Linked DNA regions of Homo sapiens: region 1 is linked to region 2. The links are chromatin contacts, found by Hi-C in ENCODE. All regions are on one chromosome and are shown on one strand. The core of a region is the stretch at or near the end of the contact, and the rest is flanking DNA. Distances in the headings are between cores, read along the strand shown.

The links. Hi-C counts contacts between places; a loop is a spot of excess contacts on that map. Pooled maps may share reads with other maps.
Region 1: a loop to region 2 is called in a pooled map, with 6 times the contacts of the local background. The contact joins the enhancer-like site here to the promoter of MRPL39 in region 2. A Hi-C loop is called at or near these places in 7 of 50 pooled maps.

The regions. Positions count from the first base shown.
Region 1 is chr21:26,067,347-26,073,787 of GRCh38, reverse strand. The region is part of intron 3 of APP (amyloid beta precursor protein); the gene reads left to right. Among named protein-coding and RNA genes, the nearest start is that of APP, 100 kb to the left of the region's middle. Within about 2 kb of position 2,692, at least 8 of the 41 ENCODE cell types and tissues checked have a DNase peak (open chromatin) inside an H3K27ac peak, as active enhancers do.
Region 2 is chr21:25,603,369-25,610,033 of GRCh38, reverse strand. MRPL39 (mitochondrial ribosomal protein L39) reads left to right here and starts at 2,553. Exons shown (of 10, transcript NM_017446.4): 1 at 2,553-2,631; 2 at 3,379-3,585; 3 at 6,099-6,238. The coding sequence starts at 2,559. RefSeq lists a silencer at 1,449-1,508 and an enhancer at 2,489-2,608.

The sequences.
Region 1 (6,441 bases), core at 1,443-3,942, 460 kb before region 2:
TTCCTGGGCATCTGTGCACACAGCTTCTTCAGTAGGTCCTTTACTCTCATTGTATCTGATCTTTGACTTCATAAAGACCCTTGGCCTACTGACCCTGTATTTAATTTCACATCTCAATAGTATTTAGCCTTCTCATATTTTTCCTCTTCTTTAGAGCTCCCTGATCCCTCACTCCAGTCATTCAACTCTGTGTATTCCTTTAACTTCCACCCTCGCTCTGTCTCTTCACAGATATGCTTCTTTATATGGTAGTCAGAAGTTCCTGTGTGATCTTCGTAACCTCCAGTTCCCTCCACAGTCACCTGTTATCAGGCATCTGTTCCTTGAGCTCCAGGGAATGAGCTCTTTGCTATCATTCTGGTTGTCGGACTCACTGGGCACTGTTGTGTCCTCCACAGTCTCTCAGTGGCATCGGTTGATGGGTGCATTCTCCCCACACTGATGTCATTCTGCTGCTTCTGATTTTCTTTCTGCTGTCCTCCATTTTCCTTTCAGGCTCCCTTCCCCGTCCTCCCCGCGCCACCTTTTGCAATATTTAGGATTCAGAAATTCCAAATATTGCAAAATATTTAGAATCAGAATTCAGAAATTCTAAATATCAGTGTTTAATAGGAGTACCCTGGGGTTGTCCATTTTCTCACACAACACATACTTGCTAGGAGATCTCATAAGTGCAGTGGTTTTTCAGAGGCCTGCATTGATGATTCCTGAGTCATTATGTCCAGGCCAGGCCTCATACATACTATTTACTGGTTCTCTTTCTGCGGGTGCTCCACCAAGAATTCAGACTCAATGGAATATTTCTTCTAAGATGTACACCAGTTCCTTATCAAAAAATGGCAAATTCAGACTTCTTAGGTTAAACAGAGAACTCGTGAACATGGCATATGTCTGTTATTCCATTTTTCTCTGTTGGCTTATTGCTGAGTACCATTTGGGATAAAAATCTGTTTCAGGCAAAGGATAGGATTGTTTTCAGCTTTTATTAAATTCTCCTAGACCCTTGATTTTATGCAGAGAACTAATTAAATTTGAATGAATTTAATGTAGAAACCCTGCTATTGATGCAGAAATCAACCTGATTCTGGACTAGCACCAGAATCAACTATTTTTGTTGTTTTTGCTTTCTTTTTTTTTGCTTTTGCTTTCTCTGCCGGTAAATAACAACTAGTATGTAAGAATCAAATGAATCAAGCATAAATCCCTAGGAAATATTTATGCATTCATTTTTAACAATTTAAAGATGTGAAGATATATAATTAAGCATAATCCTCTCAAAGTTTGACGTTGAAAAGTATTTCAGATACTTCAACTTAAATATATTTTTTGCAAAATATCTTTTTTAAAAAAACAGATGTGGTCTCAGCAATGTAATTATTACAGTGTGAGGAGAGCTTACAGTTGTACCAAAATTTATAACTAGGAAGAAGAGAATGTGAAATAATCCGGAAACCTACAAAACTGTCCTATACAGGAATACCAATTAAACAGCTACTAAAAATGAGTGTAAAATGACAATATGGCTTTATCAAGTGCTTAGGGTCTGGAAAAATGCACATATTGCCTGTTATTTATTGTTATACTTAATGAATGTTCTTTTGCACGTGAGAACTGTTATAAAAGATGTCTTTTGTACATACTTGGTACACCAGTTGGCTTTTTAACCCATTAGCTGTTTTCCCCCAAAGGTGGCCTACTCTAGATGACGTTAAAAATACACATTTTCCAGGGACTTATATAAATAGTCAACTGCCCTATTATGGAAACTTAAAAGCGAAGGCCCTGAAATATCCAGACAGTTTGAACATAAACCAAAAATGAAGTGAATCTCTAGAATTGCTGTGTAATAGCGTGAGTGGGGAGGGGGTCCCTCAAGAGAGGGAACTGACCTTTTTCTTCCTCGTGGGTGACCTTGAGTACACACTTTATTTAGTCATTAAAAGGGTCACCTGAAGCTTAGAGAATGAAGATCCTACAGCCTGTTAATTTTATCATTGTTAGAAACTCTCTGCCTTTGGCCTGAAAATGGTAAATCACCTTTCTTAGAAGATTCTCATATCCAGATATTCTTACCAAATCAGAATCTTTTCCAGCATTTTCTTCAAAAAACCACAGTTCTGGGTTAAAACACAGCAGATCCTAACTGTAATTTTCCTTTCATGTACATTTTAGTCATCTTTATAATTTTAAATGAAAGACAGGAACTACATTATTTGAAATAAGGGTTAACCCCCTCTAATTATAAGCATTAATCACACACAGTTTTCTCATTTCTAAATGTTAAATATAAAATGGGAGCTATCTCTTCAGACACTTTTCTGTTGCCTTCTGTGTGCGGCAGGACCTTACTTTTAAGCTTAGTTTGATTTAAAGGCTGAGTTTCTGCTTGCTTGGAATGCTTGCTCTTCAAAATATTTGCTCCCTGGAGAGGGAAACTGAAGATGGAGCTTTCACGTGACTTTGGATTGCTGACCTGGAAGACGTTTGGGGTAATAGGATGGGCTAGGGCATGGTTCCACTGCTTTCTGTTTGAGTGGGGTCAGGAAAGGAAGGCGGGGCTCGCTGTGTGCAAACAGGAAAACATAGTCTGAAGATGTTTGAAGCCTGAGTGCACTTTCATTTGATGCCTTGCTTTATTGCTTAAGAGAATTTTAAACTGCCGAATCCGCAAATGTGCTGCAGCCTATAATGACACATATTTAAATGATTTTTGCATCTAAACAAATGCATTCACTCTTTGCCTGGTGTGTACAATTTGAATGACACTCGTGCTCTGCCTGGAAGGAACAGACGTTTTTCATTATAAAATTCAGTCAAGCAGAAAAGTAGCAAAGGAAGCAGAAATTTCCATTTACATCTATGATTGAAGTTGTAGTGATAAAAGAGGATGACTAAGTTGAAGAGTAGCCTTGTTCTCATTCTGCTATCTGACATGGGATCTTGTCACTTTGGTAATAGTTTTTAAACTTACATTATTGAGGAAGGCTCTGATCAGAAGTCTCAAATTATACATGTTCTTCAACCTTAGATTTTTCTGGGTGTTTTGTTTCAAAAGTCTCAAATTATATATGTTCTTCAACCTTAGATTTTTCTGGGTGTTTTGTTTGGTTTTTTGGTTATCTATAGATAGATTTGAGTATCTCTTTTTTTCTTAAAATCCGTTACTTACTAGTAATAAAGACTTAAGTGGTAGCTTTACGCTCCATTATCACAGAGATTCACAGTACTTTTTAGTTTTTACTTGTGAGCCTCAGCAGGTGTAGACAGATACCTTAGTTGCCACTGATAACATCCAGTTGCCACTAGATCAAGAAATGGTTCAAAATTCTCCAGGGGCATTTTCTGCTAAAGAAGAGTTGGTGATCTTCCTTTTGGAAGCCTTAATGTACTTAAACCTTCTTCCTTAGAAGTCCAGAAATTCAATTATTTCAGCTCTCTGTGGAGTGATAAGTCCTGCCAAATTGATTTACAATAATGAAACTAAGCCTTGTTTACAAATCTAAGTGGTGATTTCTAAGTCCACAGAGGCGTGGTAACAGAGAGAGAGATTCTGATTTATCTGGGGGTCTATCCGTGTTTGAACAGATTGTGTGATTTTTGAAACATGATTCAAAAGGGATGTTGATAAATTCTAAAATACATTTTTATTGAAGAGCTTGATGAATCATGTATACTTACTTTATTTGTTATTCTATTAGATATTGTCTTCCTCATCCCTAGGTGGTGTTGCTAGTACAGTGACAGAATTCAAATCCTTCTTTTTCCTCTGCTCTAACAGAGCTTTGTGAACTCATAGCAATATTGTAATGCCTGGTAAAAGGTGGTGCCAGTTTCAAGTACTATATCCTAATTACTTCATGGCTAACTCTTGTTATTGTTAACAATATTGTTAACTCTTTTGTTAAATGCAGTGACATCTTTTTTCTTTCTCATTCTCTGTGTACTTTTTGCCCTAAATAGTTCTGCATCTTTTAAGATACAAGTTTGCTTTTTCTTGGAGGTTTTTATTTGGAAAATGCCTGAAATATATAGACCAACATTTGTTCCTCCAATGGTTAAATTACATTGTCTCCCAAAGTGAGGCATTTTAAGTCTGGACTATACCCAGGAGAATCTAAAAGAGGCAGTTAATAAGCTCTTGAAGAGCACAGTGGGGTGGTTGTGTATTTATTGAGTCTCACACTTAGGAGAGAAATAGGCTGGACCAAATGAGCCTGGGCATCAAAAGCATGTGGGTGGTCGTTGGTGATATGTGCAGTGATGAGTGTGTGTGCTGAGGGTCCTAGACCAGGCTGGCAGGGAAATGAACTGAAGGCAGTGAAGCCTCCCCTGATAACTGCAGAGAGTGCTGCAGCATCCAGGACCTCAGGATCATGATGAACAAGCTGTAGTGGATGGAAGGGAGAGGAACTATGGGAAGGATGAGTTTCTGGCCAGAAAGTGGTTTACTGGAGTGCTGTGTCTGAGTATTACATGATCTGAGGACCATGAGGTCCAGCTTTGGGAGTATGGAGAGTTTGAGTGGAGTAGAGTTATAGTCCCATGGTCTTCTGATTCACAGACATTCATGAGCGATAAGTATCTATTGAGAAAGTGGAAGCATGATTTTTATGACCTCCTCTTGTTGTGGGGAAATCGATCAACGGGGCCTATATTGGTTGGGTTCTACAACCAAATAGAATGTGTTCAGCAGGAGTCATGTTTTGGGCTCCTCACAATGTTCAGTGTTAGTTCTGTTCCTTTCTCTTGCTTCCACATAGGAAAGACTTTGACCCAATGAGGAATTAGTCATTGTCCTTTGGGTACACTTCCGGAATTTGATAATCAGTTGGGCACTTGATTCTAGTACATTTGCTAAAAGTAATTAATACCCTGCAATTGGAAGCATGCAGCAAGCGACTGGGAATGCTAAGTGAAAGGTCAGAATTGAAAGAGTGGAGGAGGCTGTTGACCCTTAGGCATGGATGATATGTCTGAGTGAGAAAGCAAGAAGAGTAGAAGACAGAGCCTTACTTTATAATCAGAATTATGAAAAGAGGAGCCAATGAGAGGGAAAGAATGATTGGCTTGAGATAGATTGGTGGAAACTGGAGAAGATTGAATTTAAAGAAGAAAAGTGGGCCAAGTTCAGTGGCCCATGCCTAGAATCCCAGCAAATTGGGAGGCTGAAGCTAGGAGAGTTGCTTGAGGCCAGGAGTTTGAGATCAGCTTGGGCAACGTGGCGAGACCCCTGTCTCTACAAAAAATAATTAAAAAAAAAATTAGCCAGGCATGTTGGCATGTGCCGGTAGTCCCGGCTACTTGGAAGGCTGAGACAGGAAGGTTGTCTGAGCCCAGGAGGCTGCAGTGAGCTATGATCACAGCACTGCACTCCAGCCTGGTTGACAGAGGGTATCCCCGTCTCTTTAAAAAAAAAAAAAAAAAGAGAATGTGGCAGAGTAGTCAGAGAACTGGAGGGCTGAGAAGAGACTGATGGCATTTGTTGTTCTTGACCTTGAAAGAAGAGTTGCAGATTGTTGGAGCAAGGCCAGATGGTAATAGGTTGGAAAGAACAAGTGAGGGGCGTGAGAGTGACAGTCTACAACCCCGTTAAGAAGTTATCTGTGAAAATGCCTCTTCCTGTCTTGATTATAGCCTCCCTCGCACATGGCTTTCTGAGTATGGTATGTGAAAACAGCATGCTGTATATTTTTACCTTCCCATATGAGTTAAGGTTTTGGTAATGACTTGTGGTTCTTTTGCCTCACGGAACACCAACCTGGTTGGTATTTTGTCGGCAATTATGTGGTTTTTAAAAAGCCCCGTATATAACCTTAATTAATTGCGTCTCTAAAATCTATCAGGCTTTGAGTTTTTTGTTTTTTTTTTTTAAATAAGGCAGAAAGAAAGGAAAGTGTTAGGAGAAAGCAACCAGTGAGAATACCTATATTTTGAAGAAACAAAGTAGGGAATTTAGAATTATCTCTACTATATCTGCTTTTTCAGCTCATCTCTCGGGATACAGAGGACTGAACTAAGCTAAAGTAGGTTCAAGTCTAAAGGAAACCTTAAATTAATTTCTGTATTAGAATTAATCACACACCTATAAATACAATTTATGATATGAGAACTGCAACAAGAGAAATGGGGGGAGATGAGCAGTTTGCTGATCAATAGGGTTAATGATGGTAACATAGAATCCTAGTGATATGCCTCCCATTGACTAAAATGTATGCGTTAAGATAGCATAGCGCATAAAATGGTGTACTGCAGTCTCAGTGTATTCAAGCTTATTATGGTTTCTCTGCCTAGGTTTGTGTCTTTGGCTTTAGATTTTCTCCCATAACCCCAACCTGTCCACATTCAAGTCACTACTCCTTGAAATATATTATTGATCTCTAAAATCTGATGCTAAGTCTGTCTTGCCCAACGGTGGCCACTAGCCACCCATGGCCATTGAAT
Region 2 (6,665 bases), core at 1,304-3,803:
GCGAGGATCATGCATTGATAATAACTGTATATTTCTTTAGTCTCCTTTAATTTAGGACAGTTTATTAACTATTTGGGGGTTCATCTTTCATAAAACTTACATTTTTGAAGAGTTTAGGTCAGTTGTTTTGTAGAATATATCACTTTTTGGATATACCTGATTTCCTCATAATTCTTTAGATTCAGGTTAAATATTTATGTTAGGAATACTCCATAGATAATATTGTTTATATCACAACCAAGAAGCACAAATAATGTCAGATTGTCTCATTTTGGGTGATGATAAGTTTGACCACTTGATGATGATATCCACCAGATTTCTCCATTGAAAAGTTTCACTTATCCATTTGTATTTTGTCAGTAATATGTGAGGTGATACTTAGAGACTATGTGACTATATCCCTGATCCTCAACAAACTTTCTCTACTGATTTTAGCATCTATTGACGATCCCTTCCTGTACCAATGGTTACATTGGTAGATGCAGAATGGTGATTTTCCCTATTCTATTATTCCTATGACTTTTATTATCTGGCATTCTTTTGTACAGAAAACTCTCTTCACTCTTTCTACACTGATTTATTCTTGAGTGTCATTACGGATTCATGAATTTTTAATATACATGTCATAATATTTCAGCATTATTCTTTTTGTTATGCAAACTCTCCCAAATTTGGACAGCGGGAGGACCTTCGAGCTTGGTCCGCCGTCCTTTTTAACATGTTTCTGTTTGTCTGTATTTTATAGTTAGTTGTAGGCTTTCTGGCACAGTAATGATCCAGGCTTATCTTAGATATTTACTGTTACAGACTTGATACTTTTTATTTGGCAGAGACATTGACAGAGTGAGACTAAGATTTGGGGAGCTGGTTGATAAAGAAGGCAAGATAAAGAAGATTCAGAGTAAGAAAATATTTGGGGGGAATTCTTGGCCAAAGATTTACCTCGGGTATGTCTCTCAAGCTCTTAAAACCTGAATTTCTTTTCCTGGAATATGAAGATTATTATGCCAATTGCTCAGGTAGGTTGTGAAAATTAATAAACCAAGCCCTATGATTGGCACATAGTATTTTTTGGCCATTATCACTAGTGACAACCTTTCAACTAGGTTAATTTCTCATACCGGTGAACTCCAATTACCTGCCTCCAATGGGTTTGTGATCAAACTTGCTTAAGTTTATGTTCAGAGGCTTTGCTTAAATGTGGCTCTAAGATGTTCTAAGGGCACTAGAGTGTTTCTAGGTAAGGTTAAATGGGTACAGGCTCTAAAAGGCCGATGAAACAGACAGCTTTCATGGGAACTGTATGCAAATTTGAGGAAGCAAAAGATACACCCGCCCTCCAACACTATATGTATATATGTACATTTCGTGGTTTGAATTAGGATCTTAAATGAAATGTAGCCTGGTAAAATGTAGACTGGATGTAAATCCAAGCTCCGTCACTTACATTTCCCATTTTAAAAAGTGAAGATACTTACACTTTCCTGGCGCAGTGGTTGTGAGTGTAACATTTGGGCCAAGGAGACGGTCGATCTATCGTGGCGCAGGGTCATATTTGTACCTTAGGCGGCACTTCCACCTGGTGGCGGCGCATTCCAATTGCAAGGCAAAGGACAGAGTGGGGGAAAGGCTGAATTCGACACCCTTAAGTAAAGCCACAGAATTAAACTACTGTAAATGAAAATATTTCCATCCTGTACCTACAGAGTGCTTACTTCAAATAACACTCACGTCCTGGTAGGACAGAAAAATTAGACAATGAGCTGAAGTTTGCCTGCAAGGGCATTCATTCATTCATTCATTCAAGAAACATCTGTTGAGCGCTGACTGCGCTGTGCTCTGTTCTGGGCGCTTGGGATACATCAGTGAACTAGAGACAAAAATTCTGCCCCGGGATGCCTTCTCCTATACATCCTATACTATATAAACTAAACTAGAAAATTTGTAAAGAGCTCTTAGGAATTACAACGTCCTCTCCAAAGTCAAGGGGACGTGTTCCGAGGCCTCTATTACCACAGCTAAGGGGAGAACCGGGGTGCAGACCCACTCCAGCCGAACTAAGAACCTACCCGGCACAATTGAAAGTTAAGCCACGCGCTAGAGGATGTCATCGCTGACAAAATAGAAGACGCCTTCCCCATTCCCCCCCACCCCCGCCCCCGCCAAGAAAACCATATATTCTTTTAGGGAAGCAAGCGCTTCACCTGGGTGGCCGGGATCGAACCCGCGGAGGGCTGAAGGCGGAGGGCAACGACGCCTGTGGAACTCTGTTTCCCTGCAGAGCCTACGTGGTGGGCGGCAGGCCGACCGCCCTGGGGGCCCTGCACCTCTGGGTAGGTGACCGCGCCCAGGTATCGAGCACAGGTAACGCGCCCCGGCTCCGAGTCTCGGGGTCTCAGCCACTGAATCCCCAGCGAGGCCTGACGCCCCCCGGTGGAGGCGAGCAGTCTGAGTGCTGGGTCCGGAACAGACCTGTCCTGCGGAACTCCGAGTGCGCGTTCGGTTTCCGGGGGAGGAGGGCGGAGAAGGACTTGCGCGCGACGGTTCTCACCGCTGCTATGGAGGCGCTGGCCATGGGTTCCCGGGCGCTGCGGCTCTGGCTGGTCGCACCCGGTGGCGGGATCAAATGGAGTGAGTTTCAGAGGCCGTAGGGACAGGGAGCGAGGCCTAGATAGTGGTGTCTGTCTAGATTGGGTCTGAGGCGGGGCCGGGGAGGTCCCGCGGGGCAGAGGAAGGAGGAGGGTTTCTTAGTCCCTCCGCGGCGGTCGCTCTTGCACAGCTTGGGAGGACTAATTTATGGGAACGAGGGTCTGGCGGAGGGCAGGGGCAAGGGCAGGGGTCGGGGCCAGGGGTCGGAGCCAGGCCGCGGGAGGAGCTTGGGCCCGCCTCTGGGAAGCAGCGCACGTTCCGTGCACATCTGTCCATGTCTTCCCAAGGAATACTCGTACTTGCCTTGGCAGGTTCCCTGATTTGGCCTTTGGGATATAAACTCAGCATTTCTCATTCTGGATATTGATAGTTTCGGTGTGGGACCTTTGGTTTCCTGAAATTTTCTTGTTTTTCTTCAGACCCTGTCAAACCGACCACTTTGTTCACCTTCCCAATGACTCTAGTCCAGTTTTGACTCCGTTTCCTGGTTACTTTTTGCCCCTTATTGTAAAGCACTGATTGGAAACACGACACAGGAAATTGGTGGGAAATAGCGATCTGATGTGAAAGAGCCAAATTTAAAAGTAGAGGCACGTATCTGGGCCAGCTCTGTTTCTTCCGCTGGTGTTTGTTAATATTACAAATTGGTTTAATTTTACCTCTGAGCGCACTTTTGGCAGTACGTTAATCATTTTTTCAGTCTTCATATTTATTGTAACTTCTCCACAGGATTTATAGCAACATCGTCAGCTTCTCAGCTGTCACCGACAGAATTGACAGAAATGCGGAATGATCTCTTTAATAAAGAGAAAGCCAGGCAGTTATCATTAACTCCCCGAACTGAGAAGATAGAAGTTAAGCATGTTGGGAAAACTGACCCCGGTACTGTCTTCGTGATGAATAAAAACATTTCAACTCCCTACAGTTGTGCCATGCGTAAGTAGCAGAATCAGGTTACAGTTTTGACCCTTTTACTTAAGCTGTGTGGAAGCACTGGTGCAGGAGACAGGATGCTGTAATTACTTCTGGTCATCTGTGGCCATGGCAATCCCTTTATACCAAAATCCTTTCTTGAGACCTGCATGGTGACTGCTCCCACCACATCACAGACCTAGCTAAAAAGAGCAAGCAAATCCCAGCTACTTGGGAGGCTGAAGCAGGAGGATAGCTTGAGGCCAGAAGTTCAAGACCAGCCTGGGCACCATAGCCACCCTGTCTCTCAAAAAATAAAAATAGAAATAAATTAGCCAGATGTGGTGGGCGCAGAAGTCCCTGGACTTCCCAGAGGTTCTTTATCTGGCACCTTATTGTCTATTCACTGTCCCTGTAGTTCTGGAGGGTACTCTGAGTATTGCAAGGTTGGCACTGTAGTGCACAGATTGTCCTGCCTGGCGCTTGTTTGAATCTGGCTTTGTTTATGGTACTAGATAATTTTCTGGCAGAAGGTGACCAGACCTGAGTGCATTGTTACTAGTGTGCTTTCTCCTTTAATTTAATTTAATTTTAGAGATGAGGGTCTGGCCCTGCTCCCAGGCTGGAGTGTAGTGGTACTATCATAGCTCACTGAAACTCCTAGCCTCAGCCTACGAAGTAGCTGGGACTACAGGTGCCCACCATCACACCTGGCTAATTTATTTTTATTTTTGAGAGAGAGGGTGGCTGTGGTGCCCAGGCTGGTCTTGAACTTCTGACCTCAAGCTCTCCTCCTGCTTCAGCCTCCCAAGTAGCTGGAATTTGCTTGCTCCTTTTAGCTAGGGCTGTGATGTGGTGGGAGGAGTCACCGTGCAGGTCTCAAGAAAGGATTTTGGTGTAAAGGGATTGCCATGGCCTCAGATGATCAGCTTTTTTTTGCCGCCTTTTTCTTTCTCCCCTCTTCATTGTATAGCCTAACTTAATCTATCATCTGCTTTCCACTTGGCTCTCTCTGTGTTGTATTTTTGTTGACATTTAGATGTACATGTGGTAAATGTGTGAGTGGGAATGTGCATGGGGTGAATGTGATTGGGGTAAAAGTATTTATGTATATCTTAAAGGAGACAACTGTGCCCCATGTGTGATTTTGTGTGGAAATGAAGGGAATAAGAACTTCTATATTTTATTTTTGATCAAAATGTTTTGATAGTACGTTTGATAGAACTGGTAATATTTAAATTAAAGAAGCCCCAAAACAGATACAGGCATGACTAGCTGCATTGCTTAAACTTTTGGAAAACTCAGTAACCATTCCATTTAAGTAATTAACAACTTTAGTTATCAGCTTAAACTGGCCTAGAGAGTCTACACTCACTCTTAATCTTCCTTCACTCTGGCATTTGAATTAGTACTTATAAATATTTACTCATTTGGTTTTCAAGTATTTCTGGAACCTCTGCGATATGATAGGCATTAGGACTACAGAGGAGGATAAGACAAAACTCAGGCCCTTAAGGAGCTTTATACACATCACATGTAGTGATGAAGCTTCTGAAGCATCCTCAGCATGACCCCTGCAATGAGACGTTCTTGTCATTCATGCTTGCAGTCATTCAGTAAACTGTTATTGAACACCTGCTATATTCCAGGCCTGGTGCTAGACTCTGGATATACTGATGAGTGAGCAAAAGTAGACATGATCCCTGACTTTACGGGGTTTATGTAGTGGTTGATAATTTAGACCTTGTAGTTTGACTACTTTTGTGAGTAGCTGTGTAATTGCAGAACATCTAATTGGCATTAACAGTTGGCATTGCATTCTGGGATGATGAAACAGACCAGAGCTGATTGGCTTATCCGGGAGTTAATATTAATTATTAAAAAATGGTAACTACTGTATTTAACTTGAAGCATCTATGTCATGGAAATAAGAGATGGTTTGGGAGCAAGACCCAAAACCAATCTAGAACTGATTTTTGTAGGTGTGTATTAATATATTTCCCTTTTACTTTGAGTTGTGTGTGTATCTATCCAAATGTATCCATGATGCTGCTCTCTGAATATTCAAGTGTAACTTTTTTCATTAATAATTAGCAAATTAATTTCAAACTAGATGTAGCCTGAACAAATTTTGTAAATGGTTTGGGTAATTTTGTTAATAACCAATAAGACCTTGAGTATATTGGGTATTATTTTATTTATTTATTTATTTTTGAGACAGAGTCTCGCTCTGTCACCCAGGCTCGAATGCAGTGGCGTGATCTCGGCTCACTGCAACCTCTGCCATCTTGGTTCAAGCGATTCTCCTGTTTCAGCCTCCCAAATAACTGGGATTACAGGCACGTGCCCCCACACCTGGCTAATTTTTGTAGGGTTTTTTTTTTTAATTGATTATAGACGTAATATACTTTTTTTCTCTAAAAAGGACAGTCTGCAGAATCTTGCCTTTCCATTGTTATATTTCTAAATATAGCACTTAAACATGTAACTTTTCACTCTGGATTTTGTTAGATAATCAGTCTGTTTTAAATTTCTAGATTTAAGCGAGTGGTATTGCAGGAAGTCCATTCTGGCTCTGGTGGATGGACAGCCTTGGGACATGTATAAGCCTTTAACAAAGTCCTGTGAAATTAAATTTCTTACTTTCAAAGATTGTGATCCAGGAGAAGTGAATAAGGTATTTCTATCTCTACATTCTTTTTCTATTTCCCCAGTATCTTCACCTTTTTATTAAGACCTGTTTTCTATGGGGTGTAATGTAAAAATATGGCCAAGTTCAAATGTTGTATCGTACTCTTTAGTCAATGTTTTACCTGTTAGATTAGGCACTTTTGTAGTTCAGAACTTATCAGTGGCATCCATTTGTGGGTATTTTTGTATGCTATGTCTTTTATATTCATATCTTTGTTCAACTTACATTCATTAATCACTCTCTATATTGTGGGTGATTCCATTTCCACTGCTACTGCTTGAATTCAGCCTTTGACCATCTTATCTAGATGATTTCAATAACTTTTTAACTCTTTCTGCTTACCCATCCCCCCACTATTTTTTTTCGTTACTTAAAAGTTGTTCTTTTACAGGCATATAACAGCTTTATTAAG